Linked DNA regions of Homo sapiens: all the other regions are linked to region 1. A link is a loop called in an ENCODE intact Hi-C map of the cell type or tissue named here. Cell type or tissue: dorsolateral prefrontal cortex. All regions are shown on one strand. Links, peaks and the distances in the headings refer to the core of each region. The heading gives the core; the rest is flanking DNA. Region 1 overlaps MRPS11 (mitochondrial ribosomal protein S11). Region 2 holds the start of LINC01586 (long intergenic non-protein coding RNA 1586). Region 3 overlaps ACAN (aggrecan).

The links. A loop is a pair of places that touch in the nucleus more often than their neighbours do. Peaks named below come from ENCODE experiments on the same cell type or tissue, not always from the same donor. Only the 100,000 strongest peaks of a DNase experiment are listed, where the experiment ranks them.
Region 2: a loop joins it to region 1, with 6 times the contacts of the local background. A loop is called at or near these places in 65 of 110 quality-filtered maps.
Region 3: a loop joins it to region 1, with 9 times the contacts of the local background. A loop is called at or near these places in 38 of 110 quality-filtered maps.

What each region holds. Positions count from the first base shown.
Region 1 is chr15:88,470,785-88,481,656 of GRCh38, forward strand. It overlaps MRPS11 (mitochondrial ribosomal protein S11), which reads left to right. Exons shown (of 6, transcript NM_022839.5): 3 at 1,843-1,941; 4 at 4,326-4,455; 5 at 6,205-6,270; 6 at 7,088-9,992. The coding sequence ends at 7,195. Among named protein-coding and RNA genes, the nearest start is that of MRPS11, 8.5 kb to the left of the region's middle. In dorsolateral prefrontal cortex, for the core only: CTCF peaks have their summits at 5,964 (motif pointing right) and 6,163; a DNase peak (open chromatin) is centred at 6,013; H3K27ac peaks cover 1,655 bases.
Region 2 is chr15:88,598,968-88,609,839 of GRCh38, forward strand. LINC01586 (long intergenic non-protein coding RNA 1586) reads right to left here and starts at 6,143. Exons shown (of 3, transcript NR_120370.1): 1 at 5,897-6,143; 2 at 4,430-4,515. MIR1179 (microRNA 1179) reads left to right here and starts at 9,140; the gene lies at 9,140-9,230. It also overlaps a transcript of AEN not described here. RefSeq lists an enhancer at 5,403-6,109 and a silencer at 6,823-7,260. In dorsolateral prefrontal cortex, for the core only: no CTCF peak of the experiment used is centred there; DNase peaks (open chromatin) are centred at 5,081, 5,644, 6,373 and 6,810; H3K4me3 peaks cover 3,187 bases; H3K27ac peaks cover 1,624 bases; H3K27me3 peaks cover 3,471 bases.
Region 3 is chr15:88,827,322-88,838,193 of GRCh38, forward strand. It overlaps ACAN (aggrecan), which reads left to right. Exons shown (of 19, transcript NM_001369268.1): 2 at 8,879-8,955. The coding sequence starts at 8,886. Among named protein-coding and RNA genes, the nearest start is that of ACAN, 29 kb to the left of the region's middle. In dorsolateral prefrontal cortex, for the core only: CTCF peaks have their summits at 7,179 (motif pointing left) and 7,381; a DNase peak (open chromatin) is centred at 7,180; H3K4me3 peaks cover 310 bases.

The DNA of each region.
Region 1 (10,872 bases), core at 1,335-9,334:
GTATAGTCAGTACCTTAAAGTTCCTTAAGAGGGCTCTGCTATAAGGGAATAGAGAAATGGACAATAGCTCCCAGGAGGTGGGTTCAAGAGGTTTTCGAGGGTTGTTCTGTTATTTTTTCAGTTTGGAACATAACAATATGTTTTGCCATTGGGAGCAGTGCAGTATAGAGGGGAAAAAACAAGTGATACTGGAGTGGGAACATTGCGGGAACAGTGTCCTTCAGGGGCTAATACACAAGTGGAGCACTGTAACAGGAGAGAGCGCAAAGGCTGTGGGCACAGATGTTCAGTAGTGGGAGCTGGGAGAAAGTCTGATTGCTTCTATTCCCCTGTGGAGGTCATCCGCTCAGCAATGAGGAAGCAGGGAGTTGGAGGTTAGAGGAGACAAAAGAAGCTATAAAAGAGTCATCTAGGAGAATGGAAGGATAATTGAACAGGGTATGTGCTGTATGATTGCGAGGCAGTTCTAATCACTTCTAAGGTCAAACCCACAGGAAAGAATATAGTTGTAAACTTTGAATACCAATGTGTTTTTGATTTGCCTTTTAAAATACCTCTAGAAAAGCAGGTAGGGCTGGGGCGAGAGTAGTCCTTAGATTATAATATAATTTCTAAAATGGAGTCTATTGTATTTCAAGTGGCTGTGGTGGGTACAAACATGAATCTGATATATGTGTGTAGGCCTAGAGGAACAGCAAGTTTATTTCCAGCTCCATTGCTGAAGGATGATTGTGTGTGTTCAAATTTTAAAAAGCACAGCTTGGTGAGCAAAGCTCTAGACTGAGACAGATCTACTAGGTCCAAGGCTTGGCTTCTCTTGCTAACCCTATTTCCCTATTGGTACCTAATTTTCACCATCTGAAAATAAAAATCCTTATTTTCCTTAAGGATTTCTTAAGGCATTCTTAATTGTATTAATAAGTTAACTTATTAGAGATGATAAGTTAGATGATAACTTAGCTAGAAATAGCCAGAAGACAGCTTGGACTAAGACAGTGGAAGATCTTGAACGCAACACAATGTGTTCACATCTGATTCTATTGGGACATTTGCAACATTGATTTCCATACCCCATCCAGAAGTCCAGGGTGAAGCTTAAACATCTGTATGCTTCACAGCTGACTGATGTTCAGCCTGCATTGAAAACCACTGGTCTAGGGTAGAGGTTGGCAAACTATGGTCGACTGGGCAAATCTGGCCAATTGCCTGTTTTTGTAAGTAAAGTTTTATTGGAACACAGCCTATTAATTTACTGTTGTCTGTACCTGTTGTTGGGATATAGTGGAAGAGTTTAGTAATTGGGACAGAGACCTGTTGGCCCGCAAAGCCCAGTATATTTACTATCTGGCCCTTTACAGAAAAAGTTTGCTGTCCTTTATTCTAGGGGATTCTGGGTTTTTTTTAATGGTAATGATATGAGTATTATTTTTGTCTCATTTTTTGCAATGTAGAGTCCAGATATTGTCTATGGTTGATGAAATAAGAAACAGAGGTTTGACTGTATTTTTTAAATTGTGGGAAGAGGAACCTACAAAGGATCTGAAAATAATGAACACGGGTATACCTGCAGGGACAAGGAAGATGGGGAGTATGCATGAAAATCCCTTCTCATAGCGGAAAGTCCCCAGATGTGTCTGAAGTCAGCAAGTCAAGAAACAGCATCATAAGCACAGCAGTCACACATGCGGTGGTGGCACCAGAAGGACTGAAAAGGAATGGTGGGGGCAGCCACTTAAGAAGCAGCAGGGGGCACAGAGCTGTTATTTTTTAACCATGTGTTGTATTTCTTTGATTTTTAAAAAGTCGAGACAATTTTAAATAAAATCTTTCTTCTAATTGCAGCATTTACCCTCCCATTCCAGGAGAGGAGAGCTCTCTGAGGTGGGCAGGAAAGAAATTTGAGGAGATCCCAATTGCACACATTAAAGCATCCCACAACAAGTAAGTGGGAAGGGAAACACTGGGCAGGTCTAGCGTGAGATTCTTTCCACTTCACAGGGAAAGTCAGGCTTGGCCCTGAATACCCCGGGGTAGAAGTGAGGGTGCTAAGTGCTGCATGATGGCGCTAATGTAGGGCACCGTCTTCCTCCTCACTTGAGGAACCACCTGCCATCTTACACAAGTTTCATAAAAATGTGAAATAGGGTGGGCATATCCTAGTTATAAGAATTCTTTGCTTTCCTTGAGAATAGTGTTTCCTGGTTTTGCTCAAGAGTTGGAAGGAGTGTATGAGGGGCATATGGTCCCACCATGAAGGTGTTTATTAAGTGTTGCTGGTAGGGAATGGATGATATATAAATTAAAAGATATGATTCAAGATATTAATATGATTTATTAATACACTAACCAGAATCTAGACCTCTAAATAGATATTGTCCCTTTAAAGTACTCACCACTCTGGGCCACTGTGCACTGGCCTCCACCTTGTAGAGCTAAATGTGGATGGTGAGTTTAAAGTGACAAGACTAGTGTTCTTGTGTGGCTTACAGACGGGGACAGTGCCAAGGGAATTCCCAAACATATGCTGCCAACAGAAGCATTGCTGGTATTAGTGACAACTTTACAGGTTGGCCCCCACTTGGAAATGAGATCAGTATTTGGTCACAGCCAACCCACCCAGCAATTTAGAGACCAGCACAAGAGACTACAGTCATGGGCTAAAGTGTGTGGCACAGATGAAATGCTATAGGATTCATTTCAGCATTTGTCAGATAAATGTAAAGTGACAGCAATTGGATTTCTTTTTCTTCCCCTCAGACTAATAAGGACATAGGCTAACTGCATTTAAGTGTCTATGGTCTACTCTATACAGCACTGTTTAGGCTGTCACAGAGACAAGCAATTACGCATCTATTCAATATGGAAAACCCTAGAAGCTCTGGTAGGGGGAATGTCAGAGCCATAGCCAGGATAACAAGTGGATGGCCCAAGCCCGGGGCTGACTCCAGCAGGCCTCCCCTTCAGTCACTTCTCCTGCCTCCTTCTGTGAGCTCTCAGAGCTCTCCAGACCAGAAATAGGATGATGATGACTAAAGGGGAAATCAAAGCATATCTGAGGATTTCTTAAGGCATTCTTAATTGTATTAATAAGTAACTTATTAGAGATGATTAAGAAAAAGTTGTGGGTGGATGCAGTGGCTCACACCTATAATCCCAGCACTTTGGGAGGATCACTTGAGGCCAGGAATTTAAGACCAGCCTGGGCAACATAGTGAGACCCAGTCTCTAAAGAAATACAAAAATTAGCCAGGCGTGGTGGCATGCACCTGTAGTCCCAGCTACTTGGGAGGCTGAGGTGGGAGGATGGCTTGAGCCCAGGAGTTGGAGGCTGCAGTGAGCTATGATTGTGCCACTGCACTTCCAGCCTGGGCAACAGAGTGAGACCCTGTCTCACAAAAAAATAAAAAAGAAAAAAAGAGAAAAGTTTTACTTGTTTAAAATAATTTTTGATCATGGAATATAGTGTCATAAGCATCAAAAGTATCCAATATGAGGCCGGGCGAGGTGGCTCATGCCTGTAATCCCAACACTTTGGGAGGCCAAGGCGGGCAGATCACCTGAGGTCGGGAGTTCAAGACCGGCCTGCCCAACATGGAGAAACCCCGTCTTTACTAAAAATACAAAATTAGCCAGGCATGGTGGTGCACGCCTGTAATCCCAGCTACTCTGAAGGCTGAGGCAGAAGAATCACTTGAACCCGGGAGGCGGAGGTTACTGTGAGCCAAGATCGTGCCATTGCACTCCAGCCTGGGCAACAAGAGCAAAACTCCATCTCAAAAAAAAAAAAGTAGCCAATATGGTAATATTGCTAATATTTTTTTAAGAGTCCTTCTTTTAGAGCTATGTACTGAAATATTTACAGACAAAATGATAGGTCTGGGATTTGCTTCAAAATAATCCATTGGTGAGGGGAGTGGGGTGGGAACAAGGTTTATAGATGAAACTGAATTGGATATGAGTTGATAATTGTTGAAGCTGGTTGATGAGTCCATCAGATTTCTTATGTTATTCTCTTCACTTTTGTGTATATTTAAAACTTTCCCCAATACAGTCATTTTCTGGGTGATACTTAACTAACTACTCTCAGATTATGGAGCGCTCTTTAAATTATGTGACTTACCAGTTTTCAGTCAGGTTTAGGGGAGAATTCTGACCTTTCCTGATACTTCCTGTAGGAGTTCAAAACATGTTCATCTGAGAAGCTCAAAGTAGAAGCAACTGAATTCCTTTTTCTTTCTCACCCAGGCTTCTAGGGGCATAGATTAGCTCTCTCTTATTTCCCTGAAGAAGAGTTGTATCCTATGTGCTTCTTCTACTTTTCTCAGCACACAGATCCAGGTAGTCTCTGCTAGTAATGAGCCCCTTGCCTTTGCTTCCTGTGGCACAGAGGGATTTCGGAATGCCAAGAAGGGCACAGGCATCGCAGCACAGACAGCAGGCATAGCCGCAGCGGCGGTAAGTGTGTGTTCCTTCTGCTTCCTTCTAGTGTGTGTTTGCTTTCTGCATGGCTCATCACTGAGTGGAGAATCCTCATTATACTACCCATTCAGAAGCAAGGGTTTGTCATGGCAGCTTTGATGCCCTGATTGGAGCATTGGTTTGAAAAGGTTTAGTGAAAGGCTCCTCTTTTTTCTTTCTCTCAGCTTCATTAGAGGTGAAGCCCTTGTTGGTTCATTCTAGGATGTAAGAGCCAAGATACCAAAGGCTTGAGAACCAAAGACCCCTCAATTTAAAAACCGTTAGCCAGGTCTGGTGGCACCTGCCTGTAGTTCCAGCTACTTGGGAGGCTGAGGCTGGATGGCTTGAGCCCAAGAGTTTGAGGCTGCAGTGAACTATGATCTCACCACTGCACTAAAGCCTGGGCAACAGAGAGAGACCCTGTCTCCAAAATAAATTAAAAATAGGCCAGGCGCGATGGCTCACAGTTGTAATCCCAGCACTTTGGGAGGCCAAGGCAGGCGTAAGAGATCGAGACCATCCTGGCCAACATGGTGAAACCCCATCTCTACTAAAAATAGAAAAATTAGCTGGGCGTGGTGGTGCGCGCCTGTAGTCCCAGGTACTCGGGAGGCTGAGGCAGGAGAATCACTTGAACCCAGGAGGTGGAGGTTGCAGTGACTCGAGATCACACCACTGCACTCCAGCCTGGTGACAGAGCGAGACTCCATCTCAAGAAAAAAAATAAAAATAAAGACCAGTGGTTTGGGGTTGGGAGAGATATGATAGTCTATTTGGAGAGGACATAGTATCGTGGGGACTCATGCAATAGCAATACCAGTTCCAGTGTGAACTGTCGTAGACCTTTTTTAGAAGCAAATTGGCAAGGTGCTGCTATTGGTATAGTTATTGAGCATCTACATGTGCCAGACACTTTACATTCATTATCTTGAATCTTCAGAGACCCTCAGTATTATCCACATTTTCATAAGCCAATTGAGATTCAGAGTGTGTGACTTGCCCAGAGCCATGCACCGATTCAGTTCACTGATCGGAACCCAGATTGGTCTGGGACCAAAGCCTGCACAATTTCTACTATAGTACAGGCCTTACAAATGTTCAGACTCTGCCAAACCAGATGTATTTCCTGAAGGAAAACCTTGACCTTCAAACAAGGGAAGGCACCCCAAAATATTGATTGCATGTACTATCATCAGAAATCAAAATGCTGTAAATGCCCAACCATGGACAGATCATATACTATGAAAAGAAGTATGTCACTGTTCACAGTGGCTTCTGCATGGTGAGTCATGAATGATTTCTGTATATTTTCCCATTTTTATAATGAACTGCCTTTATTATCAAGAAAGTAAATTTTAACTCTAACTGCTTAGAGATTTTAAATGATAATACTTTTAAAGTGGGTATTTAGGTTCAGCCTTGAAGCCTAGGGTGGCGCCTCATGGTCTGAAATTCTGCATTTGCCCCCCTGAGAAAAACCTGAGCAATATTTAGAAATTTCCATTAGGTGGCGGTGCTGTCCTAGGCTAAACAGATCACAGTCACGTGAATTCTGCAACCTGCCAAATTCTGTGGTCTCTGCTGGCGCCTGTCCTCCACTATAGCCATCTGCCCTTTGCCTCCCTGTTTACTTCTCTGGATGCCCTTTCCCTGAGCTCACACACCCCTTGCTCTAGGAGGCAGTAGCAAGAGATTTGGATGCAGTAGTTCTCTCTCCGGGGCACTAACCACTCTGCTTCTCTCCAGAGAGCTAAACAAAAGGGCGTGATCCACATCCGAGTTGTGGTGAAAGGCCTGGGGCCAGGACGCTTGGTAAGTTACAGTGATTTCCATAGTGTACTTGCCTCCTAGTAAGTGTGAGAATTTGGGGCTTGAGAGCAGAGTACAGGGAGAGTAGAAAACACCTTTTAGTGGATTTCCATGTTTGCTTGAAGTTCCCGTCTGTTGTTTCTATAATTGACCAAGCCCCTCAGAGCAAGCCTAGATCACTTAGTATAATTCATCAGACACTGAGTGCCTGCTGCGTGCCACGCACTGGGAATGGGAAGGTGGTTCCTGGGGGAACTGTCACAAACAAATCCCTTAGGACAGACTGGTGAGCGCTGTGGTAAAGCATGTGCCCAGATCGCTGGGAGCCCATCAGGGGATCCCGAACCTAGCAGGGATAATCTTTCCTGATGATCATTAGCACAGATAATCTTTAGCTTCTTCAAAGAGGTGACATCTCTCTGACTTTGCAGGAATAATGAGGTATCAGGGAGGTGGAGGCACAGCAGGTACGGGGGGACATTGCAGGCAGAGAAAACTGCCTGAGTAAGCTACAGAAGTATGATACCCAAGGTGTGCCAAGGTCTACAAGAAGTCTTTGTTCGCAGATCGTAAAGTGCAAAGTGGAAAGTGGTGGGTACAGTTTGAGAGGGGAACAGTGTGAAAACCTGGTTAAAGGGTTTGGGTGGAGACCTTTGTGAGAGTAGAATAGGATTGGGATTATAGGTATCAAAGCCAGTGAGCATCTCACCCCTCCGTTCCCTTCTCTACGCCACCCTGTCCCTCTCCGAACCCTGCCTGGAGACACTGGATCATCATTTCTGGGACCATGTCATTCTACTTTTCCTTCTGTTCCTTCCAGTCTGCCATGCACGGACTGATCATGGGCGGCCTGGAAGTGATCTCAATCACAGACAACACCCCAATCCCACACAACGGCTGCCGCCCCAGGAAGGCTCGGAAGCTGTGATGGGAAGGAGGCCTGCACTTGGACCTGACCTCAAGCCTCAGCTCCAGTGGGACCTTGTAAAATGCTCCCTGTCAGAGCTCTCCAGAATATGCTTGTTGGAGATCCTTCAGGCAGTAAGGGAGAGTTTTGCCTCCTTACACAGTGGCCTTTGCTTGCACCTCCAGCTGGAGATGGGTGTGCCCCAGAAGTAAGCTTTGCATCTCTTACAAGAGGGGAGCTACAGGGGCAGCCGTGGCCTAGGCCCAAACTCTGCTCTGAGAAAATAAATATCTGTACCACCTGTCATAATTTTGAGATTTTTTGCTTTCAGAGTTACGTAATTCCTAATTCCTCTTGAAAAAGAGAGTGTGAAATGAGGTGAGGCCTCAGATGAAAGTAAAATATAAATGTGAGTTGCTATTTACCAGACACTTCTGGTTTCAGATATTTCTTTTCTAGCCCCTTACCCAAGATTTCTAGAGCTAATCCTAGTAACTTTTCTTATTAATGACTTATAATTTGGCCCCAAATTGGAGCTTTTTGCCACCTACCTCTGGATTCTGATGGATTTCGCCATTATGGGCATGTTTAAAGTTAGCCCTAAACACAGGATTTTCTACAAGTGGACAGTCAAACTCCCCACACTAAAGTGGCAGTCATCGTTTACACTCCATGGGCTTCAGCAGTCCCAGCACTAACGAGAGAGTGCCCTAAAAGCGGGGAGGGTAGAGTTGTACAAAACATGATTCTTGGCCAGGCACGGTGGCTCACACCTGTAACCCTGGCACTTTGGGAGGCCAAGGCGGGTGGATCACTTGAGTCCAGTTAGAGACCAGCCTGGGCAACATGGTGAAACCCCCTCTCTACTAAAAATACAAAAATTAACCAGGCATGGTGGTGTGCGCCTGTAATCCCAGCTACTCTGGAGGCTGAGGCATGAAAATCGCTTGAACCCAGGAGGTGGAGGCTGCAGTGAGCTGAGATCATCCTACTGCACTCCAGCCCAGGTGACAGCGAGACTGTCTCAAAAAAATAAATAAATATAAATAAAAATTTAAAAAAATTAAAAAAAAAAACCTGATGATTCTCTAGAAAATAGGGTGGATGGCAGGATGGGCTTGAGTAGAGTCCAAATCTAGAAGTGCAGAAAGCAAGTTGATAAGGAACCTGGGTAGTGCTGGCAGTGGGGCACAACTCAGGACCCCCAGGCAGGACTGACTGCTCCTCTGTTGGGGCTCTAGGGTTCCTGGATACGGCACAGAGGCCAAAGGTGGGGGCTCTAGAGACACGACCAGAGAGTCCCCTCTTCCACAGGCAAAGACTAAGGGTGAGAGTATCACCAGAAGCTGAGAAGGAGTGGTCAAGTACACAAAAGCACTGTTCCTCCCAGATGAGTGCAGGAAGGGCTGCTGACCAGAAGGGGAAGGCACTGTGGAGTTTTACTTCTGTGTCCAGCCAGCTAAGTACTGTGATCTGCCTGAACTCAGTATAGGAAAAGACACAGATGCCCCCTTAAATAGGCAAGAGGCTGTGTTAGGACAAAGAAAGGAGGAAGATCACGAACCAAGACATGAATTTAGAGGAAAAATGCCTCCCTACTGCCTTCTCTTTAGTCCTTAGCAGGTCCTATGAAGGCCATCTTGTGACAGTGACCAAAGAAGCCCAACCGGAGGCTTCTTGGATCAAAGCCACTGTCGGAAGGAATTAGACTGTTTCACCGCAAAACTACATATAAACACAATGCATTAAAACATGGTGCACTTGAAAATTGCACTTCGCGATTTGATATGGTTTGGTGGACAGAGGGCCCGTAGCCATCAGACAGTTCAATCAGGGTCTGAGCAGGAAACAGCTCACAAGGTTTAAGAGAAAAGCTCAATGAAAGCTCTTTGCAGAGGCATGGGTAAGATTAAGGAAATAAAGAAGGTGGACTACAAAGCAGCTGCCACCCTAGGCTAGAAGAGGCAGGGAAGAACAGTTCCTAGAACCTGGCAGGAGCTGCCACAGCAGCAGAGTGCACCTCTGCCAAAACCATGGCCTGAGGGAGAGGGAAGAAATGCCTGGCTGTTCCCGGCCTGTAGTCCCTTGCTGGGGTCCCCCTTGGCTGATCCCAAAAGGAAGCAAAAAGGAAGGGAACTCAGTGTTGTGGTACTTGGAGGCTCAGCCTCCCAGGCTGCAGAGTGGATCTGGAGGGGCACGTAGAGGATAGTAAACACAGGAGGCTTCTGTGGCTTCTGTAAGTCCTCCATACACCATAGGTTTTTATTTTGGTTTTGGTTTTTGAGTCTCGTTGTCACCCAGGCTGGATTGCAGTGGTACGACCATGGTTCACTGCAGCCTCAAACTCCTGGGCTCAAGTGATCCTCCAGCTTCAGCCTCCTGTGAGCATCTGGGACTACAGGCGCATGCCACCACACATGGATAATTTTTGTATTTTTTGTATTGAGACCAGGTCTTGAACTCCTGGTCTCAAGCAGTCCCCCCACCTCGGCCTCCCAAAGTGCTGGGATAACAGGCGTGAGCCACTGCGCCTGATCCACACACCATAGTTTTTAAAATGTTATTTTACTCACAAGAGGGCTTTGGAAAGGAAGATCCTGCCCAGCAGAGCCTACATGCGCAGACAGGACAGAGGACCCTTAAGGATCAATGGTCTTGTTGCCGGAAATGGATGTCTGGCGCAACCCCCGGAGCTAGTTTTGGGGAGGCCGCCTTGTTGACTGTGCACTGGAAAATGCACATTGCTTTATCGTGAGCTCTCGGTGCACAGTGTGGTTTCCAGGCTCTGAGTGGCCAATAAAGCTGGTGCTGTCTTAAACTGTACTGTCTCTTAATCATTTGTCTTGGCCTCTCAGAGACTGACCTTCCCACCCCCATGAGAGACCAAGGTACCTTCACTGAAGGCTGACCAATCTAGGCGGTGATTATTTACCTAAAATGCTGGACTGCCCTGTCCCTGCTGCCACAGCCCATCTCAAACAGCAGGTCTCTCCTTCCTGAGAAAACAGGTGGAATGTGTGCTTGCACTTCCCACAGGCGGAAAGATGCAAGCCCAGCATGTGGGTCCCAAGTATTTGCACAAGCAGGGTGTTGGCATCAGCTTGTGTGACACACTTTGTTGTCTTCTGGCAGCAGAGCCTCAGATTATTTCTACGGATGCATCTGCAGCTTTGCTTCTAAGGCTGGCTGCACAGGACTGGCTACATAAGGAAAGCCTGTCCTCCTACACTAGCAAAAAAACAGATGCAATTTCTTTCCTTTCAGCATAGACGCGACGTTTTCACATCTTTCTGCCAAGGCTATCACCTGACACCGAGATGTACGGTCACTGCCAAAATAAGCCTGTTTACCACTAGAGTCCCTGAATGCTAGCAGAATTTCACGGGCACCTTGGGAGAAAGCATTTACCAACTCTATTTGCCTGTAACCAGGCTCTGACATGTCTCTTTAAAAAAAAAAAAAATGCATATATACCTTCCTGCTGGACTTTATTCTTTTTCTCTACTCATTTTTCTCCTATTCTGGAAAGACACATTGCTTTTGAAACCTGGGTACTATCAGCCTAAGGTGATGAAGCTGTCACTTGCCAAAGCAGAAATTATCCATTCACCAAATTAAGCCAACATGGGCTAGTCCACAAACATGGAGGCCAGGCACTGGGGGAACAGGGCTGGAGCTGTCCCTACTCTGGAGTTCAC
Region 2 (10,872 bases), core at 932-8,931, 130 kb after region 1:
TGCCCAGGCTGGTCTCAAACTCCTGGGCTCAAGCAATCTGCCTGCCTGGGCCTCCCAAAGTGCTGAGATTAGAGGTGTGAGCTGTCGTACCTGGCCTCCATCTTTTGGCTATTGTGAATGGTGGTATATAAACCTGGGTCTACAAACATAGAATCACCTCCTTTCTAACTTTAAAGGCCGGGCGCGGTGGCTCACGCCTGTAATACCAGCACTGTGGGAGGCCGAGGCAGGTGGATCACAAGGGCAGGAGATCAAGACCATCCTGGCTAACATGGTGAAACCCCGTCTCTACTAAAAATACAAAAAAAAATTAGCCGGGCATGGTGGCGGGCGCCTGTAGTCCCAGCTATTCGGGAGGCTGAGGCAGGAGAATGGCATGAACCCGGGAGGCGGAGCTGGCAGTGAGCCGAGATCGTGCCACTGCACTCCAGCCTGGAGGACAGAGCGAGACTCTGTCTCAAAAAAAAAAAAAAAAGAATAGCTCTGTGTCACTTATAGAATTGCCCGGGTTACTTTGGCCATTAAAAGTATCACAGTAACCAAGATATTTATAATTCTCTATTATTGGATTTTAATTTCCTAGAGGTAAGCAGAGTCAAAATTCTAAAAGAACTTCTTTCTGAACTGGTGTCACTATATATTCACTATTGCCAAAATTATGTTTTCTTTTTCAAGAACAGCCTTCTCTGGTCTTCAGATATGACAAAATCCATCAGGTACTTGGTTGGTCCTTGAAATTAAATTTTAAAACTCTCTTGGTAATCTGGCAAAGGTTTAGAAATATTTGCTACACAATTGGGATGAAAGATGAGAGATCCAAGGTTTCTTAGAATGCCCGACGTGTGTGGGAGGTGAGTGTGATGACTTCATTCACTACACTGTTCTCTAATTCCACATTTGAGGTGTGTGGTTGTTGGCACAAGACAGGTGCCTCCTTAGCCATCCATAGCAAGCAAGTCTTTTAGCACCTGTAATCCAGTCTCCTTTCCAGAAAAGCTTCATTCTAAAATGTCAACCCATCTAGAAACTCAGTAATGTCTCCAAGATGCCTGACCCTCACAGAATCTTTTGACCTCTGGTCCATGGTTTGTCAATTCCAAGAAATGAATGCATGAGAATATTGAGGAAACTGGCAGTGTCAAGGTTTATCTTTATTTGGCTAATGGCGATGACAGTAAGGTCGGCTGAGCTGCCAATCTGTCCTCCAATTAAGTTCTAATCTGAAGAAGAATTGTTGTCCATGATTAAACTCCCACTGTCCTATGAAAAGGGAGTGTCTAGAAGTCAAATTCAAGATGGATCCACCACTTATCAGCTGTGTGGCTTCTGGCACGGCACCTAAAGAATAAACAAACCTGGAGAAAATAACACCTATCTCACAGAGCTGTGATAATTAAATTTAAGGGGGGTTTTTTGGTAGTAGTTGCTATAAAGTTATGTAAAACATTGTGTTGGAGAGCATTGAAAAATGTGAAGTACTATTAAAAATGTAAAAGAAATATTATTATTGTTTTGATTATTATTTGAGGTGTGGAAGGAAGTGGCCAGAAAGTAGATACCAGGAACAGAAGCAAGCTTATTGAGGAGGAGGACAAGGGCAGCTGGGCTGATGATGTATCTGAGTTGAGTAAAAACCAAATGCCTCTTATCAGCTCTTTACAGATAAGGTCAAACTCTCTCATGGTCACCTAATACCCCAGGCAAGATCTGCAGCAACCTGCACAGGTCTGAGACCCAGGCTCCACACCTGCTCTGATTATGCCCATCTGGAACAGTGCCAGATAAGGAATAGATGCCTAATAAATACCATCTACTCCCATATTTGTATCATACTATATTTTAATTATAGAAACTACCTAATCATGTTTCAGAAAATTTGGAAAACATGATAAAAAGAAAACATTTAAAAGCCACCTGTGATCTCTTTAACAGAAACTTTATCATACTTTGATGTACTTCTGTTCTATTTTTTCTATATATGTGCTTTCTAAAGACCTTACTTTAATGATATCTGTAAAGACAGTTCTATGTTCTGCTAATTTCCTTCCTTAACATTATGAGTATTTTCTTGGCTCATGTTTCAGCAAAAACATTAATTTTAGAGTTGGTAGAATATTCTATCCATTCAACAGATGATGTGCCAGTCTCCTATTGTTGGATATTATGTTGCTTCCATTTTAAAAAATATTAAACAATGTGACAATGGACACCTTTATGTATCTAACATTTTCTGTATTGAATATTATTTTATTTATTTGAGACAGAGTTTCCCTCTTGTTGCCCAGGCTGGAGTACAATGGTGCCATCTTGGCTCACTGCAACCTCTGCCTCTCGGGTTCAAGTGATTCTCCTGCCTCAGCCTCCCAAGTAGCTGGGATTACAGGCATGTGCCACCACGCCCTGCTAATTTTGTATTTTTAGTAGAGACGGGGTTTCTCCATGTTGGTCAGGCTGGTCTTGAACTCCCGACCTCAGGTGATCCATCTGTCTCGGCCTTCCAAAGTGCTGTGATTACAGGCGTGAGCCACTGCAGCAGCCCAAGATTATTTTATTAAGATATCCCAAAGAAAAACTGGTCCAAAGGGTGTGAACGTATTTGTGTTTATGACTTTTTTTTTTTTTTTTTTTTTTTGTAGAGACAGGGTCCTGCTGTATTGCCCAGGCTGGTCACTATGACCCTTGATACAACTTGCAAAATTGCTTTCCAGTGAATTTAACCAACTTGCAACCTCCACAGGGTATGAGTACTTATTTCACCATACCCTCTCCAACACTGGGAAGTAGGTTTTTAAATTTTTTGTTAATTCAGTATGTGGAAAATGGTACTCCACATTTTATAATTTACATTTCTATTTTAAATAAAGCAGAAAAATTCCAATTGTTTGTTTAACTTTGTTAAATTTTCTGTTTAACTGTTCATTTATTTTTTGTTTTCGGGGTGCGTGTGTGTGTGTGTGTGTGTGTGTGTGTGTGTGTGTGTAAAAATAAGTTCTTTGTTGCCCAGGCTGGAGTGTAGTGGCACAATCATAGCTCACTACAGCCTTGAACTCCTTGGCCCAAGTGATCCTCCCACCTCAGCCTTCTGAGTAGCTGGGACTACAGGTGCATACCACCATACCCAGCTAACTCTCTTAACTATTTACTAAATAATTTTGATGACTCATATAAGGGAGACAGTGGGTCTTTCCAGCAGAAGGAGCACTGGGAACTCAAGGTGAATTAAACAGTCTGAGCTCTGCTTCTTTATCTATAAAATGGTCAGCTTCTAGAATCAAATGAGATACATCATGTAAAATACTCAGTGAAAAATTAGAAGTGCTTTATAAAGATAACGAATAGAGCATTAATAGTATTACTTACACTCCCTCTAGGGCCTAGAGCGCTAAGATTCACAAATGGAACGGTTGCAAGAAAAATGTCCTGTGTTAAGGAGCCAGTCAGGCCAAAGACCAAACAGATTTTCACCAAGAGATAAATGCAGAATCTTTTCTCTGCCCTAATTTTTCTGAACAGGCTAAAACAATCCATGTTGGCCAAGATTTGGAGTTGATCTAGTACAAAGTTACCCTGGCTTTCAACCAAAATTTTTCAGACACTTGGCTAAGAGAGCAAGTGCATATAAATAAGAACCTGTTTTTCCTTAGGGGGAAATCTACTGCTAATGGAAAAAGAAGATACCCCACTTCTGGCCGTGCGCAGTGGCTCATGCCTGTAATCCCAGCACTTTTGGGAGGCCGAAGCAGGCGGATCACAAAGTCAGGAGATCAAGACCATCCTGGGTAACACAGTGAAGCCCTATCTATACTAAAAATACAAAAAATTAGCCGGGCGTGGTGGCGGGCGCCTGTAGTCCCAGCTACTCTGGAGGCTGAGGCAGGAGAATCTCGTGAACCCGGGAGGCGGAGCTTGCAATGAGCCGAGATCGCACCACTGCACTCCAGCCTGGGCGACAGAGTGAGACTCCGTCTCAAAAAAAAAAAAAAAAAAAAGGATAACCCCGCCTTCCATATTTTTGCATGTACAGTATTCAAAATGCACATTTAATGAATGAACTCGTAAATGTGACTGTGTGACAGAGTATGCATAAGACTCAACTATATGTCCCTGTTGGTGGTGCTTTTTACTTGTATGTTGGTTGGCTCGTTGCATTCACAAGAATGTATTTTACAGCTGTATTCAGACTGCCAACCAGAAAATGCAAAACAGTGTTATGTTTACATAATAATGGGTGAGTCTGAGAGTAATTAAAATGTTTTCTTCTGTTATTTTTCCACATATTTATGAATAAGATATTATTCCTTACATTTAAAAATGTAAAGAAAGTTCCATGTGATCCAATATCTGAGTGATAAATGAAAAATATGATTTTTAAAATGTTTCTCAAATACCTGCATATTTTGAAATATGAAAATGAAAAATAAAAACTCACCAGTCTGACTAGGAGGAAATATCCTGCTGCCTGTGTTGGCTGGATGTGGGCAGCACAGATATTTGTGTGTCCGTCCAGGGTTGGGCCTGCAGGGAACCAACCGGAGACAAAAAACAATTTTACTTTCCTTTTTTTTTTTTTTTTTTTTGAGATGGGGGTCTCACTGTGTTGCCTAGGCTGGTCTTGAACTCCTGGGCTCAAATGATCTTCCCACCTCCACCTCTTAAAATGCCTGGATTACAGGCGTGAGACACTGCTCTTGGCCACACTTTCCTCTTTACTATAGGAAAACAACGTAAAAGGATAAGATTGATGATAAATGGGCTTGGTGATATTGACAAAAAGGGGAAGAGGGGCTACTTTTGCCTGGACCCCAGCCCTGTGTACACTGGTCAGGGCTTCTCCCTGCATGCAGAATGCCAGCCCCTATTCAAGAGACATGGAAAGGCCATGACATGGATATTGTTTTAGAGAGAGGGAGAGAGAGATGGAAAACCCAGATTTCTCTGTGAACTCTTCCAATCTTTTTGACAAGTACTTCAAATTTTTAAAATACTGTGGGAGCCTCACAAACATTTTTGTGTCCTGTCTGGTTCGTTGGTCACCAGTTTGCGCCCCCTAGATGCGCACTGGATCAGTAGTGGGTTTGTCATGTTCTGAAGCTCTCAAGGCTGCTTTGAAGCCTCAGTTTGTCGTGTGTGCAGGCGAGGACCCGGGCAGGTGGGTGAGTCCCGCTTGGGCGCTGCCTGGGTGTGCTCTGCTCCAGCATGCGTCGGTCGAGAGTGAGTGAGAATACGTCTGTGAGCGGTCAGGTGAACCGGGTCTGACCTGCCCAGGTAAGGTGGTGGAAGAATAGGAAATGGCCCTGTGAAAAAAAAATTTCTGCTAATTGGTCTCCAGACGCCTGCAGTCTCCCCCAGCCTCTTCTCTGGGACCAGGCAGCCACCCACCTGCTATGACCAGCCCGGGGAGGGGACGGGACTGGCTCTGGTGTCTCTTCTGGTCCGGGCACAACTGGATTCAGCACTAATGACGGACTCTACCCCAGCGGAGCGCTGGACCCTGGCAGGAGTCGCAGGCTGCCCGCTGCTGGCCCGCGGACCGGCACCCCCTCCCCCAAAGCTGTTGCCATGGCCACAGGGGACATTTGATGTGAAGCGCGGCTCCCCCCTCTCCACTCGCTTTCTCCGCTCGCCTTCAGGATGACGTCATGAACATCCGTGGCCCTGACAGGCCACCCGTGGGTTGGTCTCAGCTTTAAAGCAGCTGTTCTCCTCTGGCCCGGCAGCCGCGGCGACTGTGTTTGCACCCGGCGGACCATGCCAGGACTACGGACCCGGACAGGACTGATGGCCTCAGAGAGGCAAGTATTCAAGGGGCACTTCACAAACAGCTTCCTCAAACCCCACCCCCTCCCCCGCACTGCGCTGCTACTTGCACTGCGGCTCCTGGGGGGAAGCAAAGTACCGGCAGCTGGGTGGTGAGGGGCTTTCTTCCAGAAAGAAACGGAGAGCAAGTGGTCTTCCTCCCTAGCCGCGGCGACCCATGCCAGGTAAAAATCCCAGCCGAGGTCCCCGGTCCCGTCCCCTCCTCCAGGTCAAGGGCTCGGGACTGGAGAAGCAGCCAACTGGAGCTGATATTCGGGAAGCTAAGCCTGAGGCTGCTCTGGAGGGCCGGAGAAGCGAGCGGCCAGGCTTGGCACCCGCCAAATGTGCCTTGCCAAAATGAAGAGGAAGGAAGGCGACTCCGGAGCCCAGCAGGTGAGCGCTCCTACGGGATGCTGGGCAGGCTAGAGGTGTGGGGGCGTCTGGTTCCAGTACCTGCCCGGGGCGACGCGGAAACCCAGCTTGCAGTTTGTTTCGCTCGGTCCCGCGCCCAGTAGGAGAAAGACGGCCCCACAGCCTCGCGGGAGCCGGCTCTCGCAACCCAGCCGCCCCAAGCCCGCCGTCGCCCCTCCTCCCGCGCTTCTCGCCCCTGATTCTAGATGCAGCTGACTTGTTGCATGCAGAAGAGCAGCTGGGTTCGGCGTTCCAAGCCTCTCCTCTTTGCTTTGCCTGCCACCAGATCTGAGCGCCAGGCTGGCCAGCACCCAGAGAGCCCAGAGCCGCAGGAAAAAATGTGAAAAGTACCAGGAGACCACTGGGTAATCGCCCCAGTGCAAAGGGCCTTTCTTCCTACCCACCGCAATTGCAGCAAATAACTCCAGGGAGGGGAATCAGAGGCGCCGGGGATTGCGCCCTGGGAGAGCCCTATCTGCTGAAAGAGAGCGCCTAATGCCGTTACTTCCCAGTGTAGCCTTTCCACTCGGCAGACCAAGCGCCTCTCCTTCGAGTCGCTACCCGCTTGGAGTCGGCTCAGAATCAGGCTGCTAAAGGTCCCTGGAGCCCCTCCCCCAGCGAATCCGAGCCTGCAGCTTCAGCACCAGAGGCTGGACAGCGCCCCGGCCCTAGGGTGCCCATGGTCGGTGCCTGCGCACGGCTCGGCCTCCCAGCCCACGCCACTTGCGCTCGCGGCCCCTCAGACCCCACGCGGAGGAGGTCAGGAGGTGACACAGGTTCGCGGAAGAAAGCGGGACTCATCTTCCTCATTTCTCCAGGGATTTAGGTGTGGGATTCTAGGAGAGCATTCTCTCTCGCTCTGGCCACGACCAGTGGAAAAACTTGGCGCCAAATTTAGGCAGTGGTGCGGGGAGCAGAGGCACGATTGCAGGCGGTGAGCAAAGGGGCAAGCGGGACAGAGGATCTACTGTGAGCCCCAGGCTCTGGTGTTCCGTGAAAAATCGCCACATTTAAATCCTGCGCTCCCCCGTGCTCCCTCTCGCTCTCTCCCCCTTCCTTTTTCCCTTCCTTCCTTCCTCCCCGCGCTCTCTGTATGCCTTAATAGGAGTGAGTGAAAGGGAAAGAGTGGGGTGGAGGGAGAAGATATTGAAGCCGAGGTAAGAAGCACATTTTATCTAGGTCTCAAAACTCAAGCGTGGATGAAATCTGTTCAAAAAGAACATCAAGGTACGCGTTTTTTTACCCAAAGGAGCCCAAAGTGACCTTTGTATGAGGAGCAAAGATTATTGTTTGGCCAAGAAGGGGAAAGATAGCGGAGGGAGAGGCGCTATCACAAAAGGGCTAACGGAGGTGGAGAAGGAAGGGAAAGGACTTGGCACTAGCATGCTTACCAGGCAACCAGTCGCAGCACCTGCCTCCTGTTGCCTTGGTTACGGTGGGTGGCGGGGCTTTGGCCACTGATAATCAGTGAGCACCTTGACTATTTAAAATATCTCCTGGGGAGCCCCTGCCTTGTCTGGGCTAGGTGAGAGGCACATCGATCCCGCGTAAGGCCCCGTCTGGGGAAATCCTGGAAGATGTTTGTTTTTTGTTTGTTTGTTTTTATTTTAAGTAAAGGCGCATAGCAGAGCAACTTACCTTTCCACCACTACAGTCATCCCCTCCCCCCTCCACCCCATGGCTTCATTTCTCCAGGATTTACAATTTGGGCTTTTATATTTTTCATTTAGTCCTTTATACTGAAGGAGCTGAGTTCCTATCCCCACCCTCTCTTTTTCCCCCTTAAAATGAGAAAAAAAAATTGCTTTTCCTGGATGTACAGGAGGGAGACAAGGAAATTGTCCAGGGGTGTCTACTGTAGAGAGAAACTTTCTCCCTGGTTTGATAGTCATCCCTGCCCCACTAAACCACTCCCCTCAGGGGAGAGAGGGCTGAATTCTGGATTACCCCCACTTCTCACCTTGCCCCATAGACCACATAGAAAGCACAGGTAGAGGGAAACGTGTCTCCCTTAGCAGATGGACACTAGCATCACTCTCATTTGATTCCTCAAGATTCTCTTCTCTTCTTCCTCCCCAGCATCGCCTTCATAATTAGCAAATACAGCACCTAAAGCTTCTAATCCTCTGAGTTTTTCTGTTTCCCTTGATTGACAAACATTGACTCCACTTTCACCTGTCAGCCTTGCCCTGCCTATGTCCATTAGAAACATCTGGGTAGGAAATTATTTTACTCATAATTTTCCAAAGGCAGCTGTAACATTCTCAGAATGATTTGAGAGGAAATCGCTAGCAAGTTACCAGAACAGCCTGTGCTCTGTGCACTGTTTCATCTCAAATAAGTCTAAGTGCCATGAACGTTCTCTTTCCCGAAAAACAGCAACAATAACAACAACAAAAAGAAGTTTGTTTTAAACTGAGATATTACTTGACAACACGGGGTTGGAGAACATTTCTGTTTCAGGCAGGAACTGTGATATCTTTATCTGTGATGCCCTGAACCATAAACACACAGGTCTTTTCTTTTCTCCTCTTGTTCTCTTCTTTTCTCTCCATTTCCTTCATTTATTATTAATATAAGAATTTTTATTCATTATAATTTCAGCATAAGTTTAAAAGGTCAAAAATTCGCTCGGTGAACTGACTTGATAGTTTTGCGGGTATTTACATTAAAATGCTTTTAAAATGCTTTTCTCTCCCATGTTACTATAGAAACTTCCCTTTAGACCAGACCAGACAGCTGGTCTGCTTTTTGTACTTTTCTTCCCAAAGAAGTGCTTTCCTTTATGAATTGTCCGGGGCAGCTATCATTGATCACATCAGTAATGTCCCATAGCAACAGTTGTGTGGTTTTTTTTAATTATTATTCACTTTCTGCTTATTTTCTTTATGGACAAAGGGTCTACTTTCAAGAAGATAACTGAGCTCTTATTGGCTGGAAAGGAAGAAGCATTCTTTCATTGGTTGGTGTGTATTGCCTTGTCAACCAATAAGAGGATGCCATTTATCCTTTTCTGACTAGCTGAGTGAGCAGGGTACACAGAAGGATTGAATCTGCCTTAGTTCCATCCAGTAGCAAAGGACAGAACTCAGAGTCCTGGACTCAGGATCTGGAATTGACTTTGGCTAATCCAGATTGCACTGACTTGCAAGGATGACATTTTTTACCTACCTATTCGCAGCTTACTTCAACATACCTGCCTTATACATTGTCCTATGGCTTTTTTCCCCCTTCATTTTAGGAGATACTGTGATCATCTTTCCAAGTCAGTGCAGGTTATTGTTACCAGCACACTGAGGGTCCAGAGAATTTTGTGATTTCCCCTAAAAATAGATAATTGGTCCTCATTATTAGAGATTTGGTGAAAACTTTTGGAGATGAAGATGGAAAGCTAGAAGTCGGAAGAACTGCATTGCTTGTGATGCAGAATGGATATCTCAGCTTGTGGATTCACTCTACTCAGCTCTCAGCTTTGGTGTTTTGTGTTTGGTGTTTGGTGTCCTCTTCACTTTGATTTTTATTTGTCTGTTTTTCCACTTTCATTCTTCAGAGCTGCGCTTTTGGCCTGAATTTTCAGTGACAAATAGAAAAGCTGAATGGATGGAGACAATGACTCTTTAATTCAATGTAAGAGCTGACTCATCGCTTCCCAGGAAGACTTGTTGCAGGTAGGTGATGGTTATCCTGGAACTGGAGATTATCCCAGTCCTTTGTTGCACTGGCAATGGGCAGGTCTGTTTATTTTTCTCTTTTTTCCTGCACCAAATAGTCCTACTCAGGGATGCTGGCATTGGTCCCCACTTCCCTAAAAGAGGGGAAGTCAAAGTTCTTTCCCTTTCAGGACAGAAACTCTCTGATAACAGCCCGGAAGAAGTCTTAATGTGAGTACAGACCACTTCAGTCAGTCTTTTTTTGGTTCTTGGCAGGAGGGGATACTGGGAATGGATAGATGCCTGATCATCACGGTGCTATCAAGAGCCATATTCTTTATTGGCCCCATCTGTGCCAGAGTTCAGCGGTACCATGAGCCCTAGTGCTAGACTATTAGCCCTTCAATATTAGGAGCTATGTCTTGTACCCCTTTGATTCCCTCAAACTCAGTTGTGCTTAAAGTAGGGCTGAACAAATGTTTGAACTAAATCCTACTGGCTAGTATTAAGACAAATAGCTTATCTTCTTCTTTATGAGAATGGTAGCTCTAGACCTGGACCCTCCCCCTCCAAATCAAAAGCTTCATATTCCCTAGCCCTCTTCACAAAAGATAAATTAAGGCTCAGTTAATTGTTACCATGGTAACATGGAGTGGCCACATTGAGGATCCCCATCATCCATTACTGTCATGAGGTAAAAGAGAGGAGGGGTTTGGGATCATTGTCATGGAGGAAACCATGGAAACAAGCGTTGCTAAGGGAACAGCTCTAAATTCAGAGGAAAGAAATTAGAAGTGGGGAGTGGAAGTTGGTGGGCTCAAGGGCAGGTCATTTTTTCAAAATATATTTCTTTGAGACTACAGCAGCCTCTTTTATTGCTTGCATCTTCTCCCAATTCAGATAGAGCCCAGAATTAAAGAATTTTGAAAACTAGGGCCACAATCAGTTCAAATTCATCTTCATTGGATCTGTAAGGAAAAAGCCAATGAAAATGGATTTACCCTGTTCACACCTC
Region 3 (10,872 bases), core at 2,656-10,655, 360 kb after region 1:
CTAGGCTAAAATAGTTGGTGGGGTGGGGGGCCCCATTGTTTGCTGTCACTGCAGAACAAATGACCATTCACTTACAGCATCATTTAAATTAGATACAGATGCAAATTGTATGTGGGTGGTGTTTCTTATCAGGCTAGCACCCATTAGTTGGGTGGCTACTTTGTGCAGAAACTGACCTCAGTGCCCCATTCACTTGGACCATCATTTAAATTCGATATAGATGCAAATTGCATGTGAGTGGCACTTTTTATCAGGCTAGCACCCATTAGTTGGGTGGCTACTTTGTGCAGAAACTGACCTCAGTGCCCATAGTAGGTGCTTGGTGTATCCATATTAGTTGAAATGCAGTGAGGGGCATACACAATGCAGGTGTTCTTGCTCCTCAGTGAGGGAGGAACCAGCCAGACAAACCTTGAGAAAGGAGGCCAACTCAGCATCTCTCATTTAAGTCCTACAGCGTCCTATGCTATTTGATAGATCCTATCTAATCAGCACTTTAGAGGTAAGGAAATTGAGCCTCGAGAGGTTAAATAATTGAGCCAAGGTCATATGCTCACAGGAAAGTGTCAGAGCTGCGATTCAGCCACATCTGTCTGACTCCCAATCATGCTCTTTCTGTTGCACCAGGGCCTGCTCCCACCCTGGCCATCGCACCCACCCATGCACACATCCCTTAAGTGGTTGGCCTAGTAGTTTGAAACAAAAGTGGGAAAGAAGCCACAAGCCAAGATGAGTCTGCTAATAAGTTGGTCATAACAACAAGAAATGACAAAGGACACAGGCAGACAGGAGAGCGTTTCAGGCTGGGGGAGGTTTCCAGGCGGTGGCATTTGCATGGGGCCTCAAGGAAGGTGGGAATAGGTCAGACATAGAGCTAAAGAGAGGGTGTTTTTTGAAGGAATGGAACTGTGTGAGCAAAAGAAGGGAGTGAAAGGACAGGGCCAGACCCTAGCCCCAGATTCAAATAGGGCACTGCCAGGGGATAAGACCCATGCCACATCGGCAGTCAGGTAACAAGTATAACCTGCAGGTATGACACTCTCCGTGGTGTCATTTCTCGGTTTCTTATTTTCTTTTCTCGCAGCTCCACTACCCGAGCCTTTTTTTTTGCTCCCCAGAGAGCCTCCCCTCACTTCTGTTAGATGTGTGCACCACCCTCCCAACCTCACAACTCTCCTTTCTGCCTTTTCGTCCCTAGCACAGTGAGGGCATGGGGGCATCTTTCTGAATAGGCTGGACCTTCCCAGAGAATGTGCTCAATAGGCAAGCGAAACCCTTGTGCATTGCCCTGGATGTTGCAGCAGAACAGCAAGCAATGAGCAGGTCCCTGGCCATGAGGGAGGCTGAGAGGGTGGAGATGCAGTTCCTTCTGTTCCCAGAAGTTAAAAAGGTGGAACTCTTCTCTGCACTGCGTGGAGCTGGCATTTGGAATCTCAGGGAACTCCAGAGTTAATTCTCCCACCTGCCCCCATTTCAGAGATGGAAAATCCGAGGCTCCGGGTCAGGCAGCCATTTTAGTCAGGGCCAAGGTTAGGACCCAGAGCCGACTCACTCATGTCTGCTATCTCTGGATACAGGTTTGTCTGCACTCACTAGGCTAGAAGCAACTCCAAGGAAAAACCTTTCTTTCCCTTCACTGGGCCCCTCTGTCTTAGCACAGAGCTGCTCAAGGCCAATCCTAGACAAAAGTATGGCCTTGAAGGGTTTATCTCCAGCACTCCCCACCCTGCTGCCAACTGTCTGTTTCACAGGACCTACACACTTGCCCGGAATGGAGAAAAACACATGGAATTTGATTTAAGATGCTTCAGTGATGACAGAGCAAGTAACAAATTTGGAAAAAGGAAATCAAAGATACGGAAAAAGACAAGGTGTTGAAGAAGGTGGGGAGAAGAGAAAGAGGAGGAAATATCAAAAGAGTATTGGCAGCTACAAAAATTACCTTCACAATTTCCCTGGGGGTGATGCTTGCATGATGATCCCAATTTACAGAAGGGAAAACTGTAAACTGAGGCCTTACATGAGTTTCCTGGTGAGTTAGGACAGAGCTGGGACTGAAATCAGCTTCCTGGCTTCCCGTTTCTATACCATCCCACCACGTCTGTTTAGAATATGTGGGAAGTTAACAGCTGCAGTTGGGGTGACTCTGGCCAGATATGCTCTTGGTGTAGGGTCCCTGGCCTTTTCCCTATGCTGGGTTTGAAATCCCAGCCTCGAGTGCATATGCTACTGCGTTTATGCACAGCTATCAGGATGATCTTGTTCATGAGCGAGTGACAAGAGAAAAGGTGCTATTGGGAGATTAGGCTGCAAATAAGTGATGTGCTGGTGACTGGTGACTACAGGAATGGGGCACCTTGGTCCTTTCGAATCCATCTTCTAGGACTTAAGTCAGGGACACAGAGCCACCTGGTCGCAGGCAAATCTTACTGGTCTACCAGTCTACCAAACCCCAACGTCTACTTACTCATCTAACAAGGAGGTGTCAAATACCATTTTGTGTTATTCCTGGTACTGTGTGAGTTAGCATAAAGGGATTTTGTTTTCATTTAAGACTTGATTTTCAAACTCTAGGAGGTCACAGTCTGCGTGATGAGACAGAGTTAGCACACATAAAACAACAGAAGAAAAATTGGGTGCTAAACAGTGTGTAGAAAGTCATAGCTGGGGGGAATACAACCCAGGGCCAAGGCCTGGTGAGGTTTCAGGGAGGAGGCCTGCAGGATCTGGGAGAGGAGGGTGGGCGTTCACGTAGCCAGCAAACATTTGCTGAGTCTACACTGATGTGGACTCACGCTGGGCCAGGGGAGGTGACATGGAGATGAACATTTCCTGACCATACCCTAGGGCTGGCAAACTGGCCTTGGTTTTAGGGCCAGCCTCAATGTCCCCAGGGACACATGGAGGACAGCACAATGAATGGAGAATGAGGCTTCATTCAAAGGAAAGAAAAGTGCTCATTATCCTTCCCCAGCCCGTTTCTTTATTTACTATTATAGTCATGCAACATTTAACAGGGATGCGTTCTGAGAAATGCATTCTTAGGCAATTTTGTCATCCAGCAACATGTGCAGTGGAGACCCCTCCACTAAAGTGTACTTACACAAACCTGGATGGTACAGCCTACTACACTCCTAGGCCATATGGTATAACCTAGTGCTCCTAGGTGACACACCCATACAGCATGTTACTGTACTGAATACTGTATTTTTACTGTACCTTTTGTATGTGTAGATAGGTTTAGATACACAAATACTTGCCTTTGTGTATACACAAATACTTCCCTCTGTGTATCTAAACCTATCTAAACCTATAAAAGATACAGTAAAAATCCTGTATAAAAGATAAACAATGGTACACCTATAGGGCATTTACCATGAACAGAGCTTGCAGGACTGGAAGTTGCTCTGGATGGGTGAGTGACTGAGTGGTGAGTGAATGCGAAGGCCTAGTGCATTATTGTACACTGGTGTAGGCTTTATAGACACTGTACACTTAGGCTACACTAAATTTGTAAAAATAAATAAAGTAATTGCACTATGACGCTACAACGGCTGCAGCATCACCAGGTGATCACCAGGTGATCGGCGTTTGTCAGCCCCATTAGAATCTTACAGGACCATCATCGTAGGTACAGTTTGTTGTTGACTGAAATGTTATGTGGCCCATGGCTGTAGTTACGTCCAGTAGTATGCTGGTAAATCCACTCTCAAAAAGGAAAAGAAAGAAAAAGAAAAAGAAGAAGTCTCACCTCGTTGATAGTGTCTGCTGATATCCATCATAACCAGTTTCAAACTACCAGTGTGATGTCACCGAACACAAAATTTGAAAGAGATGCATAAAATGGACTCTGGCCGGCTGGTGCCAATTGGCTGTAGCATAACACTGGTTCTCCTTGGAGCCCTGGGAAGGGGTGACCCTGATTGTTCCTCCTCTGGGCCGCACATGGCCTGTGACCTTCCCAAAATCACATGCTGCACTAAAGCGCTATCATTAATCAATACAGCCATGCACATCACAAGGAAGCAGCGTGTCTCTACCTGAGACTTACTGAATGTGAAGGGGTCTACCTCATTTGGCTGGGCACCACCTAGGTGCTCATCACATGTGAGCCTCCAGTCCCATCCTCAGCCCTCCGCCCCCCAAGGCCTAGGGTTGAAGGAGATCACTTCTAAGACGTACGGGCTGCCATTTGTCCATTCATTCATTCAGCAATTTCCTCTCTTTGTGCCACACACTACATTGGGTGCCAGGGAGACAGTGGGGAACAAGACAGACACAGCAGCTACCTTGTGAAGTTCATTAATGCTGGGAATTATGAGGGCCAGGCCCCCTGGCACTGAGTTCTGGTTTGGGCTCCACTTCCAACCTACCATATGGCCTTGAGCAACTCAGCCTCCTCCTTGGGCCTCAGTTTCTTCATCTGTAAAATGAAGAAGTTAGGCTTGATGTTCACTAAGGTCTCTCACAGCTTAGACCTTCTGTGGCTCCAGGGGGTAAAGAGAGGTCCAGAAGGCCGCCACAGGAGGAAGCGTTGGTTGGAGGGGCCAGGAATGTCTCCATGGAGGAACAGCAGGCAGGAAGCAGATTGGACCTCTGAAGATTCACCATGAGTCCCATGAAAGAGGAGGGGATGTGTTTTGGGTGGCTTCTGATGGTGGAACTCTTGGATGTAAATTATAATGTGGCTGAGCCATTTTGACTCAATCTTGAAAGTTCTTGAGTACAATTGGAGCTGCTCAGCCAAGGAATGGGCCACCTTGTGATGGAATGAGCACCTAACATGCAATCAGAGGCCAAAGACCACCTGGCTGAGCTGTATATACAGGATTCATGCCAGGGAGGTCATTATTGTAAAGCATCATGATCGTCAGTAGTGAAGGAATGAAAAAAAAGAAGTTGTGTGGTCCATTGTATTATGTGGAAAAGACAAATAGCATGCAAAAAGATTGCAATTACAGAAAAACACAAGTAGATACCTTAAAAAAAAAAAAAAAGACTAGAATGGCCAGGTACCATGGCTCACACCTGTAATCCCAGCACTTTGGGAGGCCAAAGTGGGTGGATCACTTGAGGACAGGAGTTCGAGACCAGCCTGCCCAACATGGTGAAACCATGTCTCTACCAAAAAATACAAAAATTAGCCAGGTATGGTGGCACACACCTGTAGTCTCAACTACTCGATGGTTGAGGCAGGACAATTGCTTGAACCTGGGAGGCAGAGGTTGCAGTGAGCCAAGATCATGCCACTGCACTCCAGCCTGGATGACTAGAAGGCAAACTATCAAAACACTAATAATGAGGATTCGGATTGTAGATGATGGTCATTTTTTTCCCCATTGTCCTATTTTCCAAATATTTGGTAGTATGATAATGTTGTGTTTGAAATGAATGCAGTTTTATTATTTATGGAAAGTCATCTGGTCCAACCCTCATCCTGGGACAGGAAGCCTCTCTACAACCACTAAACTCTCTTCCAATCCCCCAGTTCTGAGAGGCTCACTCAGGCCTGACAACCAGGGAGGTGGGAGGAAAGTTACACTGATGGATGCTTGCTGAGTGCCAGAGCCTGTGCTGGGTGCAGAGCCAAAGAAACAGTGTCCGGCCTGGAGGAGGGATGATGGCAGTCACATTATCTCACTCAGTCTTTGAAACAGCCGTGGGGCAGGTCCTAGATTATTAAGCAGTAGGCGTCCACCCACGTCGAGGAGGGGTCTCCACTGCACATGTTGCTGGAAGATGCATTCAGGGAGAGTGGGTGAGCTGCCTGTTCAATCCCATAATTTGATGGAATCCAGGCCAAGACCTTGGCCAGGTAGACAACCATGGGGTAGAGTCTGGCTGATGAGGAGGTGAAGGTTTCCTTGTCTGCAACCTGGACACATGCACGCATGCTCACACAGACACATAGCCTCAGCTCAAGCTAAAAGCACCTCACTTTCCCCTACCAAATCTCCACATAATGCTCTCTGAGAAAGTCAATTCCCTGGTGATGAACCCAAACCACATGACTCTCACCCGGCCTTCACCCAGCATCCCCTTCCTGCTCCCCAAGCTCCCCTCTCCACTTCATTTCAGGCTCCCCGTCCCCTTCCTCTGCCTCACCTATGCTGTCGCCCTGTCAGCACCTAATTCAGCTTCCCATGGAGAAAGGCCTCCCTGTTGACAGGGCCGTGCTGGGACTCAGGGCTGCCAAAGTCAGTCTTCTCGCATAAAAGGCTCAGTGAGTCCTGGAGACACTTGGAAGCCAGACAGAATGGAATTTCTCCCTATTTTCTTTACAGCTGAGAAAACACACACAAACACAAGAGCATATTTATTGCGATATTTCTATCCCAAAGTTTGTCTTTAAAAAAAAAAAAGAAATAAAATTAGTTTCTCTGCCCACTCCACCCCTATCCCCCTACCCCCACTCTCCTCCCCACCTCTTTTCATTCCTTCCCATTTCCTGGTTTAGGCCAGGGAGAGAAATCAAGCCGTCCAAGCCCCACAGAGCACTCCTACACCCCCGGACAATGTCCAGCTTGTTCAGAGAGTGAGGGAAGAAACACAGCTCCGAAAACATACACACAACCTCCCAATGAAGGGTGTTCTGAGGGAAGAACAGGCGGGCCTTGTGTCTGAACACGAATCCCTAAGGCTCTGGGAAGAGAGGAGCCGGAAAGTCTAGACCCCTCCCCAGAGTGGAGAAGACACTTTGCCCTCTGCCTTCTGGGGAACTATTTCCCAGCCGCAACTCGTCACATGGGGCTTGAACCAGAGCCCCTCATGGTGCCACAGCCTGCAGCCAGAGACTTTTCTTTAAAAGGCAGCATCTAGGTAGAAAAATCCCTAAGGAGACACAGGGGCTACTTCTCAGAACTTTGGGATTTTCCAGACTTTCTCCAGTGTGAGGATGACGTGCCTCATGCATTCACGCCATACCCCCAGCAGCACCCACAGACAGCCCTTTCATTTCTGGGGTGACTCGTATATGTAGCATAGGTGGTAGAAAGATGACACACTCAATCAACAGGAAGAAAGGGTCACTCGGAGTCCTGGGCCCACCCTGCCCCTGCCCCTGGCATTCCTGGATGGGAACACCAGTGCCCTCCCAACACCCCTCCTGAGCCTAGGGACTCCTGGGGTGCCCCCCTCATCCCCAAATCCATCCAGCCCCAGCCGGCGGTGACTGAGCCAAGAGCGACACCTGCTGGGCCACTGGACTCTGATAGAGCAAAAGTCTGGGAATGCCACGGGCGAGAGTTGCTGAAATCTCCAATCTTTTCTTTAGTCCCAGATCCTCCATCCGCTCCAAGGTTCCCTCCCTCTGTGATGCAAGCACTTCTTAAACCAAAAGGGGAGGGTAGGTGCTGATGCAAGTCCATCCAACAGAACAACTCGGGGAACATCACCAGGCATGCACCGTGGAGGGAAGGTCACAGGAGGTGTCTGTAATGGGACTGCACGTGTTCTAGGCCAGCGGTGCTCCATCTTGGCTGCACCTTAGAACCTTCCAAGCTCTAAAAATCCTGAGGTCCAGGCTGAAGCCCAGGTGATTTCAGTGTGCAGCTGAGGTTGAGAGCACTGCTCTGGTGGGTCTCCTGTACATTCTCTTGGGTCTTCTTGGGTCCACCTATGCTGGAGTCAGGGTTCCAATTGTGCACCTTTACACTGCGGTTGTCACAGACCTGTGTACTTATTATGACAGCTTTACAGCAGATGACGATAAGGAAGGTTTGTCTTTCTAATCCACATGAAGTCATTGATCTAGCAGGAGAGCTACAGCTTCCTAGGTCTAATTTCTCTCCTAAAATATTAATCCGTTCATCCCATAACCTCCTCAAGAGCTCTCTAGGTGAACATCTTTTCCCTGACATGAACCAGGCCCCTAAACCTTGCCTGAAACCTTGGAGGCTAGTCCATTCTAAAACACACGTGATCTCTGGATTTGAAGTTGGTGGCAGGCCCAAGTTTCATTAGGGATGTTGAGCAACTCATCACTTCTCTGGGCCTGAAGGACTGTGTTAGTCAGGGTTCTCCAAGGAAACAAACCAATAGGACACATGCACACAGACACACACATACGCACACAGACACACACATACACACACACACACACGAGAGACAGAGAGAGAGAGAATTATTATAAGGAATGGGTTCATGCAATTATAGAGGCTGGCAAGTCCCAAGGTCTGCATGATAAGTTGGTAAGCTAGACCAGGAGACCTGGTGGTGTAATTCTAGTCCAAGTTTGAAGGCTTGAGACCTAAATGAAATGATTGGAGTAGTTTCAGTTTGAAAGTCAGTAAGCTTGAGACCTAGGAAGAGCAGATGTTTCAATTCAAGTCCAAAGGGAAGAAAAAGCAATGTTCTAGCTCAAAGGCCATCCAGCACAAAGAATTCTCTCTTTCTCAGGACAGGTCAGTCTTTTCTCTCTATTCAGTCTTCAACTGATTGGACTAGACCCTCCCACATTAGGGAGGACCATCTGCTTTATTCAATCTACCAATTCCAATGTCAATCTCATCCAGAAACACCCTCACAGACACACCCAGCACAATGCTTGGCCAAATGTCTGGTTGCCCCGGCCCAGTCAGGTTGACTCATACAATTAACCATCACAGGAACTCATTCAGATGAGACTTCACTGGCTGAAAGATGGGAGGTTAGGTTTATTAGCCTAATGCCCGGAATTAAACTGAGAAACCTGTGAAGGTTTTGTGAGGGAAGGATTTTTTAAGAAAATATCTCACAAACCACGTGCAGCCTCCTTCTCTGGAGATGATTCCAGGTCCTTGGGTGTGGAATTATCACTTTGCATCATATGTCACATGACTCTGCTTGACCTCACCATGCCTTCACTGTCTAAATAACGCCTCTGCCTCCCCTCTTCCAGGTGAACTATGACCACTTTACTCTGGGTTTTCGTGACTCTGAGGGTCATCACTGCAGCTGTCACTGTAGAAACTTCAGGTGAGGACATTCCTATACATGTTTCACGTATTCAGTAGGCATGAGTAGTGGGTTTGAGTACTGGGTACTGAACCTGGTGCTACTGGTCCCAGGGATATAATTTCCCCTTTCCTGGACTTTTCCTGGCCCCACCCTTCCCCTGTTGATGCATGCATAACTGTGATGGGATAGCACCCATGCGCGGGCACACTCTTGCAGGAGCCTTGCTCAGATAACACTGCTCCTGACTGCCCTCAAGCCCCGACAGCTGGCAGGGAGAGCTCCCGGCAGGTGCCCTCCTTCCCTCCATGGATCTCAGTGAGGACTGCTGCGCACTGAGCTTGCCGGAGGGGCAGGACATAGACAAACCAGTGGAGAAAGGACCATTGAGGGAGGATCGGCTGGAGCACCAAAGAAGAAAGGTCACTTGGGAGACAGCCAGAGAAAAGCCCCAGGGAATCAGACAGGTCTTTGCCTTTTCTGCAAACCATCCTCGGGAAGCCCCAGCCTGGTCTCGTGCATGTGGAAGGCACTGGGTCTACTGCTAATCCAGCATTGGACCAAATGAGCAAAACTTCCACTGACCCCAGGATGGGCTTGACCCCAGAAGGGAAGGTATGTCTTCCCCAGGCCCAGACAAGAGAGGACTCTGCTCTTGGCTGTGTATTTTAGAGGCCCCCACTGGCCATCCTCCAGCCTCAACCCTCTCCAAAGGAAGGGGAGTCAGCAGGGCCAATGTGTCTGCCCAAATCTGCACTTCCCCTTTAGAGCACATTCTGGGGTCCCAGGATGCCCAGAATTTCCCCTCCAAGTGGGCCCAGGCCACATCCAGGGCCTGCATGGGTCCATCCTCCTACGGGGACACCATACCCCTGGTGGGAGCCACCCTGGGCCCAAGGGAGGGGCCAAGGAGTGGCTGTTTGTATGGGGTGTGGGCAGAGCAGGGCTGTGGGGCTGAGATAAGCACAGCAGCACATGAGACCCCCTCACAGTGCAGTCAGTGTGGGAAAAAGAAGGCGGCCCAGCTCCCCATGCTCCCACCCAGCCACTACAGCCCAAGGCAAAACACCAAGTAATCCAAGAATTCTGAATTTAAATCTGTGCTTTCAGGTCATTTTGAAAGGTACCATTGTCAAATAGGAAGATAGGACATAGAACTTAACAATCTGTTGGCCTGATTTACAACTTTTGCATCTGTAGACATATGGGACAAGGGCCTTCATTTGTACTGTTGCTGGGAGACCCACAGCCATGCAGCCCCTGGCTGTACCCAGGGGTGGTCCGCCCACACAGGGAAACCAGTTCATTAGGTTTGAGTGGGGCTTTAAAAACTGCTGAGCTGGGCACGACAGTCCCTTTCAGCTCTCCCCTGAGAACCACTACTGCTAAAACCAAGCCATGTCCAGGGTGCGAGGGCCCAGCACTCGGAGGAAGATGCCTGTGGAAGGGGCCAGTGGGACTGCCCAGGACATCAGAAGGTTAAGGCCTGGACTCTAAGCATTCCTCGCTCCCCTCCCCTTGCCCTGTGATGTATCTACAACCCACAAATATCTGAAACATTTTTTATTTCAACCTGTAGGCCCCCATGAAAGAACAGGTTTCATAAATGTATGAGTCTCCATGAAAGGTGCTTTTTTTTTTTTTTTGGAAAGCTGTTTTTTTTCTTTTTTTTTTTTCCCCATTCCCAGCAGATCTTTTGTTTCTAACAAGATTTGGTAAGCTTGTTGCACCTCCTCTATTGACACTCTCCATTATATTAACATGTTTGGAGTCTGATCCTATCCCATCGCCTCTCCTGCATCTGACTGTTTGCACACCAAAAGGTCTGATCTTCTCGGATGCTTCTCCACCTGAGTCCCCTGACTCCCAAACAGCAGAAGAGAGTGACTTGTCCCGGTGGCAAAATCAGGCTCGCACCCAAAAGCAGACCTCCCCAAA